2 separate regions of the Homo sapiens genome follow, and region 1 is linked to region 2. The links are chromatin loops, found by intact Hi-C in ENCODE. Cell type or tissue: Calu3. All regions are shown on one strand. Each heading gives the region's core, and the rest is flanking DNA. Links, peaks and the distances in the headings are about the cores only. Region 1 overlaps AKT3 (AKT serine/threonine kinase 3). Region 2 overlaps LOC440742 (a long non-coding RNA gene).

Region 1 (4,399 bases), core at 175-4,174, 350 kb after region 2:
TCTGTCTATGTCGAAACCAAAGTCGGCCCAGTATAATGAACTTTTAAGACCCATGTTAATATTTAAAAATATTTGGTAAACTGTAAAGCAGTATACAAAAGTGAATATTTTTATCCAAGGTGTAAATTGGTCATATGGCCCAATACCAGTAGCATAAAGGGAAGCCACTATACTAGTAGTGGGTGACCAAGTTTATTTCTGTTAAGCCAAAATGGAGATTTATTGTAGAAAATTATTAGTGGTACTTTCTGGATGAAGCCATTCCTTCTTAATGTAATTATGCCCAATTTCCTGGGTGGAGTCACAGTCTTTCTTCTAAAGACAGATTACTTCAAGCTTTAGTAGGGACTCTTAGTTCTGTCTTGAACTAACAATACCTTAAAATATTCTGCTTCTTCATGTCCCCAAAATATTGATCAGAAGGATACTTGTGGTCAAATGGATGCTGTAGAAATTCAAACCAGTGATTTTACTCCACTTGAAATTTAAAGGATTCATATGAGTTCTAGTTGAGTATGTCAGTTTTAGAACATAGTTTATATTGAGTAAACACAGAATATTTTACCTAAAAGGGTCACACAGATGTCATTACAGTGAATTTACTTCTGATTAAACTAATCTTGTTCCCTATATATTTTGATATATATTGTGCCATGATAACCAGTGTACTATTAGTGTTATTAAAGTCTTTCTTCAAATAGTAGATTTTTATAGAATTTTGAAGTAGACAAAATAAGTCAATTTATGTTTAGATTTAAAAAAAATGTGAAAGCTTTTCTATATTCTCCTCCCCGTGCCAGATAGGTGCTTGGCACAGAGTACTTAATAACTATTTAATAAATGACAGAATTTCTTTTCCTAAAATTTTTAGGACATATGCAAGGAAATTTCTCTTGCATCTAGGTTTACTGATGTATATGAGGAAGAGTTACATCTGCTTCAGTGAAATACAAAATTAAACCAGGTGATCTTTCTGAAAAATTATTCTTATGGTGACATATCAGAAATCTTATCAACAGCTATAGTTTATTCTGTTGGAATTTTCAAAATACACTGTGCCTTAACTTAGAAACACTCCAATGAACTTGTATTCATTAGTGTTTTGTTGAGTTAAAGAAAAAATATCTGTACAAAGTGGACACATTGTTTAATTTTGTTTTGCATTTTACTAGATTGCAGTGCAAGGCCAATAAATTAAACCTAGGCAGTTCTCTTGCTAATTACACACAACTTATCTTGAGTATCAGATATTCAAATCCATTTTATGAATATGGTAGAGAGAATAACAACTGTAAAACAAAGCAGTGTGCATGTAAGTGACTGTTAGCGTGCATTTCAGAAAGGATAAATGCTCACCATATGGTACAATTACTGTGTCCAAGTTTTCAAATTAGCTTCTCTCATCCTCCTTATTACTGTCTTTAAAAAGAGAGGAAAAAACCCAACATGATTTATCTACTCTGCAGCAGAACTCTTGACGCAAAACAGCAGCCCAGTTCTGTCCAGTTTTTTTTTCCCTTAGCATAATAGAGGCTGTCGGACTTTTTTATACTAATTACTGTGTGAGCCTCAGATGAACCCCCTTCAATTCACAGGGCTTTGTTAAGGGAGGAGCTGTCAATGTGTCTGCCCGTTTGCAGCTGTGCTGTGGCTTTAGCTTGCTTAACATTATGCTGCTTTTTAGACTTGACAGAAGGGATTTTTTTTTTTTTTTTTTTTTTTTTTTTATTAAGGCAAAGCAGCCTTGTAGCGAAATGGTTTAAGCAGCTGCATTGTAGGGAAGCACAAAGAAGTTATTATTGTGTCTGTTTAGGGGGGTAGGATGGAGGGGGAGATATTCGGCTGCTGTTGATGCCGATTGTTGACTTGCCATCTGCCAGATAGGGAGAAGAAAAAAATGACAGCTCCAGCAGGGTGTTCAAGAGGTTGTTTGGAGAGACGCATAAACATGTGCAGATGTCGAACTGAATAATGGCTAGAACTTGAGACGGTTTATGATGCTGCTGATGTTTGTGCATATACAGAATGAATGTATGTGTGGATTTGGTTAACCAAGGGTACATACTAATTATCATTGTTTTCCTGCATCCCCCCTCCCTTATTTCGTTAATTAGTTTAGGGGTTTAATACTTCCTCTTCTCTCCCTTATTCATGTCTAGTTTTAGAAAGCAACTTCTTTAAATGGCAATACAAAGTTTCTTATTTCTCCGTGTTGATGGTAGATAACCTGTTTGGCTAATGTTAGGTGTGTACTGCTAACTGCCAAGAGGAGCTTTTGATGAAGGAATCAGTCAGGTGATTTGGTGTGATCTTAATGCATACATGAACGTTTTAACACTAGTCGGCACATAAACTATTTTAAACTGAATCGATTTGTTTCATAGCCTACCACTAGGGGTGAGGTAGAGAGTACCCAGTTTATTTTGTAAGTAATTCCATAATACTTTGAACTTAAATGTCGTTAGTTGTGAAACAAAGTTATATAGTAACCTGGCCTTTTTGATCAGTACATACTCTTTTTCTCATGGTTGTCATGGATTCTATAAATGACAAGCGTGCATTTTTATCAAGCATTAATGAGTTGGTTGTATATTTCCTTCTGATACATTCTTGACATTAGGTGTTAGAGATTTGATATATCTGGAATGTTTTCAAATGCTGTGATAACATTTATATTTAGATGGAAGTGAGCATGTTTACTTAAATGTCTGGTTTATTACTTTCACCTTAAATAATTGAGAAGAAACAGTGACCTTAGGTAAAAATTTTCCATATTACTTATTTTCTAGAACACCAAAAATTTTTGTAACATTTCAGAACCAATCAATATGAATGGAATAACTAGAAAACAAAAAAGAGAAGCTCTGACTTTTCTCCTTTTTTCTTTTTTCCGCCCAATGTGGACTTAACATTTCAAAAAAAAATATGTGTGGAGAATTAAAAAGTGCTTATGTTGACTTTTGGAACTCATGCCTTCCTAAAACATTTAAGGTTTTGTTGCATAATTATCAAGCAGAAATTGCCCAAAGCATGGTTGAAAGGCCAACGTACTGACAGAGCTTCGTGTCCAGAGTAATGTCTTTCTGAAAGAATTAAAGGAAGGTTATCTGTTATTTTCTGCTTTTCATAAAGAAATAGAGGTCAGGTCTATCTAGAAAAAACTTTCTCTCTCACCGTCAGTTTTTACTCAAGTGACTCTAATCCGTGTTTGCTGAAAAGGCATAGAAAATCATCAGCCACCTTGACTTTTCCTTTGTCTCATGTATTTATTTCTTTTATATAGGTGGCCGTGAATATATCCATATTTGTGTGTAGGATTATGTCCATGTATTTACAGTTTCATAGTCAATCCTAATATCCCTACCAAGTTTGGAGGCGAGCAGTATGCCATTTTTTAAGTAGAAGGTGTTTGTTATTAAAGTGAGAGGGTATGGTTTGTCAGTGGTCAGGATATTAATGAGTGACTGGGAAAAGCAAGCTTATACCAACTTTTATACACAAGCAAACTTGCAGGTCTATGCTTTATTAATGATATGTTACTTCTGATTCTTTCAGAGCCATTTGCTAAATCTTAGTAGTACAGGCAAGTATACATATTAAGGTGATTGAAATATTAAAGGCAGAATGTCTTTGAAGTTACAAAGACCAGATTTAAATATCACTTAACTTAGATGAGTGAATTTACTCATAGTCACTTAAACTATTTAAATGTGAATTTCTTCATCTTTTGAAAGAAGGAAACAATACTTGCTATTCAAGGATCTTGTGAAAACAAAATGAGATAATATATTTAGAATGTCTTGAATGAATTCAGTAGTAGCTGTTAGTATTTTTATTAGGTGTTATGTGCAAGTCTAGAGCTCTGTAGCTATTACAATTGGAGTATTTATATAATGCTCTGACTATCATAGAATAAGAATACCAAGCTGTAGAGGCTGTTTGAGAGAATGGTCACAGATAGAAGGTTGTTTCTTGGAACCTTATGTTTATTTAGGGATATATGATTGTTTTATAAATGTGGAGGGAAATAAATTATTTAAAGAAAATATAAAGAAAACAGTTGGATAAAAGTATTTCGGATGTATGGTATTAGTGGTTATTTAGTGATGATGATTTCAAATTTTGTTCTTTTGTTTGTTTGTTTTTGAGATGGAGTCTCACTCCGTCACCCAGGCTGGAGTGCAATGGCATGGTCTGAGCTCCCTGCAACCTCCACCTCCTGGGTTCAAGGGTTTCAAGCGATTCTCCTGCCTCAGCCTCCCGAGTAGCTGGGACTACAGGCACGTGCCACCACACCTGGCTAATTTTTGTATTTTTAGTAGAGACGGGGTTTCACTTTGTTGGCCAGGCTTGTCTGTAACTCCTGACCTTGTGAACCACCCGCCTTGGCCTCCCAAAG
Region 2 (4,399 bases), core at 200-4,199:
CGGGAGAAGGGGAGTGTGACTTTGTCAGTAGCCAGTACCCTGGCTGATGCTCCCGGGTGCTCAGTCTCAGAGGGCCTGGTTCCCATTAACCTGCACTGATGCTCTCGACGCCTCCATGCCCTCGCCTCCTAGATTCCGGTGTTTCTACGTGGAGAACACACATTCCACACCTGCTGTGAATACAGAGCTCTTCAGTGACACGAGTCTCCTTCCTCCGTCCCGAACACGGGGAAAGGGGAGACATCTTCTTTGTTCATGGGTGCTGTTGTCTGATCACCCTCTGTCCCACCCACAGGGCATCTGGATCAGTATTAAATAGCTGAAGGGTCGGCTCAGCAATTGAGTCACATGGCCTCCGCAGCATGGATCAAGTAAGGGTTTCAGAAAAATGTATGTGAACATGCTCCAAGACTGTAAGGTCATAAGGGAAGAAGATTAGATAAGCCAAGTTAAGTGAAAAGTAATTGATATTTTACTGTACTTTTTTTAAAAAAAAAAACAACATTATTTCACTTAACCATTTGGCCATGGGTTAGAAATGAACTCTGGAGACACCAAAAGGGAGAATATACTATTCTCACTTCCAAAGAAATAATATTTTCTCCTCATTTCCCTTTAATTTTCGTTGAGATATGTAAAGAGCCCCCATTGCTTCGTCAGCTCAGCACCAGCCGCATTCTGGGAAACTGTCTGCCCTGCTCCCATGCCCCCTGTGCATGCATATGCGGTGCCTTCAATATGGCACCATGGGAGACTAACTTTTGCTACAACGGGCCTCACCCTTGGCACCGACCATTGGTCAAGAGGTGGGCACCTGATCCAAACGGGCCAATCATAGCCCTCCCCCCAGGATTTGGGAACTGCAACTGACAAAAGAAGTCAGTCTCTCTCTGGGTGTCTGAAAATGAAGGCATGTAAATGCAGAAGCAGTTGGCAGCCCTGTTCCACCATGTGGACTGAGGAATAGAAAATGCCAATCAGCAGAAAGAGAATCAGAGGCAAGGAGAGGAGAGCAAATCCAGACGGCATTTGAGCTTCTAGTTCTAGCTGCTTGCAAGGCCTAGCCATATTCCTCTTTTGGATTCCATTGAATCCAAGTAGCCTTATAATAAAATTCTTTTTTGGCTTAAACTCACTTAAGTTGGATTTCTCTTCCTTGCAACCAAAGAGTTTTAACTAATATGAGAACATAGTCCTATTTCAGTCTCGCTTACATGCTAATCTTAAATTCCTCAACCATTTTACTTTGTGACTTCAAAATGAAAAAAAAAGTGAAAATATTTGAGTTAGACTCTTATGCAAATTAGACTGCAATCATTCTCTTGGACTGTTTCTTCACAGAACACTGATAGCGTTTTGCTCCATGCTGGAATGGATTAAGTACAAGCTAGAAATATAAAAAATGACTAGGTTGGTGGTGTGGCTGTCCATGGTGGATTGTGGCATTTTTATGATTGTCACTAGAAATTTGATTTTCTCTCATTTTAAAGTCCATTTGCAATTGTGTTGTGTTCTCTTTTGACAATCTACCGAAGTCAAATGATCTCTGATCTTTAGGCCTATCAGCATCTCCTTGGACACTCCACATCCCATGAACCACATCCAAAAGCGATGGTCCTTGGTGTGCCACTTCCTGTTGAAGCTGCCTGTCTACCAGAATTAGCCTTTTCAAAGGCAAGGCCCTGTCGGGGAAGGTGACGGGGAGCTGTCCAACCAAGACTCTGTGAAGGAGCTGAACAAACAGAAAATCACTCTGCAAGACTCATAGGAATGACTCCTTAGGAGTCATTCTCTCTGATAGACGGCAACAAAAACAAAGGTGATATTGCCTCATCATCTTTCTTAAAGGTAGGTGTTTAACATTTTTAAAATCCATGGAAGTGGACTGGGTTCGGTGGCTCATGCCTGTAATCCTAGCACATTTGGAGAACAAGGAGGGCAAATCGCTTGAGCCCAGGAATTTGAGACCAGCCTGGGCAACATGGCAAAACCCTGTTTCTACAAAAAAAAAAAAAAAAAAAAAATTAGCCAGGAAGCGCACGCCTGTTGTCCCAGCTACTCAGGAGGCTGAGATGGGAGGATGACTTGGGCCGGGAGTTCGAGGCTACAGTGGGCCACAATTGCACCACTGAGCTCCAACCTAGGTGACAGAGCAAGACCCTATCTCAAAACAAAACATACAAAACAAAACATGGAACTAGACAAGCTCTTGCCTGATATCTACTTAGGATCTCTCAGGTTTCTCCTGTTAAAAAATACAAATAACCCAAAAGCCACTAGACTTGAGCAAAGACAAGGAAGCGTGTGTCTAGCACATGGCCAGCATGCATGGGCATAACTGTAGTTAGATATTAAAACCCGAAGGCTGGTGGAAACAGTCAGCAGCCCGGTCAGTGCCCTCCCTTATCAGAGTGAGTGTGTCTTTGATCCCAATGAGCCTCAGAAGCTTGAGCAGTATATTAGTCATCATTTCTACTCTAATTAGAAAAGATTTCTTTGTTCCCAGCCCAAGTTCAATCAGCATTTCTGTTAAACAGTAAAAAAAAAAAAAATGAAGTTGGAAAAACATTCGAGTCATTTGGCCCAAAAGGTTTATTTTAAAGATGAAGAGATGAAGTCACTTGTTCAAGACTGCACAGCTGGTTATCAGAGGACTTGAGGGCAGAACTCATGTCACTCCTCACTCATAGTTCCAGGTTCTTAGAAACAAGCACTTTTCAGAAAGTGCTCAGGCCCTCACCCCAAACCTCACTGCTCCTGGATAACCCTGCACGTGTCGAAGCTGTAGATGTCTAAGAAATCAAGGGCACTGGCTTTTCTGCATTCTCCAGGGAGAAAGTTCCAAGGCACTGGGGAGCCAGGGCAGCGGGGTTTTCAAAGGCCTGCAGCGGGAGCCCTGCTCACAGGGATGCCATCCAGATGTCCTCATGTCCCCTCTGCACATGAAAGCCTCACACTGCTCCCGTCCCCTCCAGTCCCCCCTGCCTCCCACAGCAGCAGAACTGCACGAGGCTTCCCCCAGCCCCGGGGCACACATTCAAAACACCTAGGAACGCCGCTGGGAACTCCCGCCTGAAAGGACAGGCCGCCGGCTGCAGGGCGCTGAGATGGATGCAGGGACCTGCCCTTTTCCTCCGTCCGCTGGTTGCCTCCACTGGTCATTTGCTGTGGCAGGGCAGAAGAAAACAACGAAATCGCAGGGCACACAGAAGTCAAACTGACACATAACCACACTCAGAGGAGAGGACCCAACTGCTAAGCAGCTTGAATGGGAAAGTGAGAAAAGCATGGGGTTTTCACATAGCAGGTGGAGTTCGATGCAAACCATCCGGAGCGTCTTGCTAATCATTAGCGATGGCACCTTTGCTCGGTTTCAAGGAGTGCAGTTTCAGGGGCAGTGTTCCCCCTTGAGAAAGAGGCGGTAAAAACAATATACATTTGTTTAAGCTTAGGATGTGAAACACACTGATGTCATGTCTCCTTGGCTTTCCAGGTGAAGGATCGCGGTGTCACCTTTAGGATCCCTCGCCTGAAGTCAGGACTCACCTGAGCAGAATGATGGCTTCTCAGTGAATCCCACTTCCCACTTGCATTTCCAGAGACAAGTCTGGTTCCTCTAGATTCACACACACATAAAGAAATAGTTATCCTTCTCCTTGCCCCTGATCTCCCACTGAACAATGCCTGGGATATGTGGGTTTTGGAGTGTCTATCAGGAAGGATGTGTGGAGGATTTCTCGACCCCTATTATTTTCCTTTCTGTGTACAAGGCATGTGTCGGTTGCTACCTGAGCAGAGGTGGCAGCTCCATATAGGCTGGCTAAGAGAAGAAAACTGTTCTCACTCAGATTCTATAAATTACTCGCATTCTCACTTTAATATCAAGTATGATATATATTAGAGTGCATGGTTTTGGCTAGAATCAATTTGGAAGGCTGTCAAATAAAACACAAAATGGGAAAATAAATCCAAAGGAAAATTGATGACATGATTTTACTCCCATTACATTCCACTTAACAAATGCATATGTTTTACAATATCTTTAATAATAATTATTAAACATAGTAAAATACTTCCAAACTTGGCTCATTGCATAATTGTACTTCGAGTGAAAAAAAAATTATCTGAAGTCTTGTCAATATGCCACTTCCTCCTCCCCCAGCTTTTAACAGAAGCAGCCTCCAGTGGAATAATCCAAGCTGTGTTCAAGAAGTTGGCAAGTAGGTCCAATTAAATGTGGTTTTACTGTATTCTGGCGTTTGCATATCTAGTTTGCCAAGAAGTAATCTTTCACAAAAAAAAAAAAAAGAAAGAAAGAAAAAGAAAAAGAAAAAAAATCTGTACTGGCCCAGACACAGCCTGGATGGTGCAATGCTTCACATAACTTTACCCCATGACT

The links. Hi-C counts contacts between places; a loop is a spot of excess contacts. Peaks named below come from ENCODE experiments on the same cell type or tissue, not always from the same donor. Only the 100,000 strongest peaks of a DNase experiment are listed, where the experiment ranks them.
Region 1: a loop joins it to region 2, with 2.0 times the contacts of the local background. A loop is called at or near these places in 6 of 110 quality-filtered maps.

What each region holds. Positions count from the first base shown.
Region 1 is chr1:243,711,075-243,715,473 of GRCh38, reverse strand. The region is part of intron 2 of AKT3 (AKT serine/threonine kinase 3); the gene reads left to right. Among named protein-coding and RNA genes, the nearest start is that of AKT3-IT1, 81 kb to the left of the region's middle. RefSeq lists an enhancer at 883-2,309. In Calu3, for the core only: a CTCF peak has its summit at 2,419; no DNase peak of the experiment used is centred there.
Region 2 is chr1:244,066,086-244,070,484 of GRCh38, reverse strand. LOC440742 (a long non-coding RNA gene) reads right to left here. Exons shown (of 3, transcript NR_188395.1): 3 at 2,575-4,287. Among named protein-coding and RNA genes, the nearest start is that of ZBTB18, 17 kb to the right of the region's middle. RefSeq lists a silencer at 2,324-2,618. In Calu3, for the core only: no CTCF peak of the experiment used is centred there; DNase peaks (open chromatin) are centred at 2,364, 2,828 and 3,104.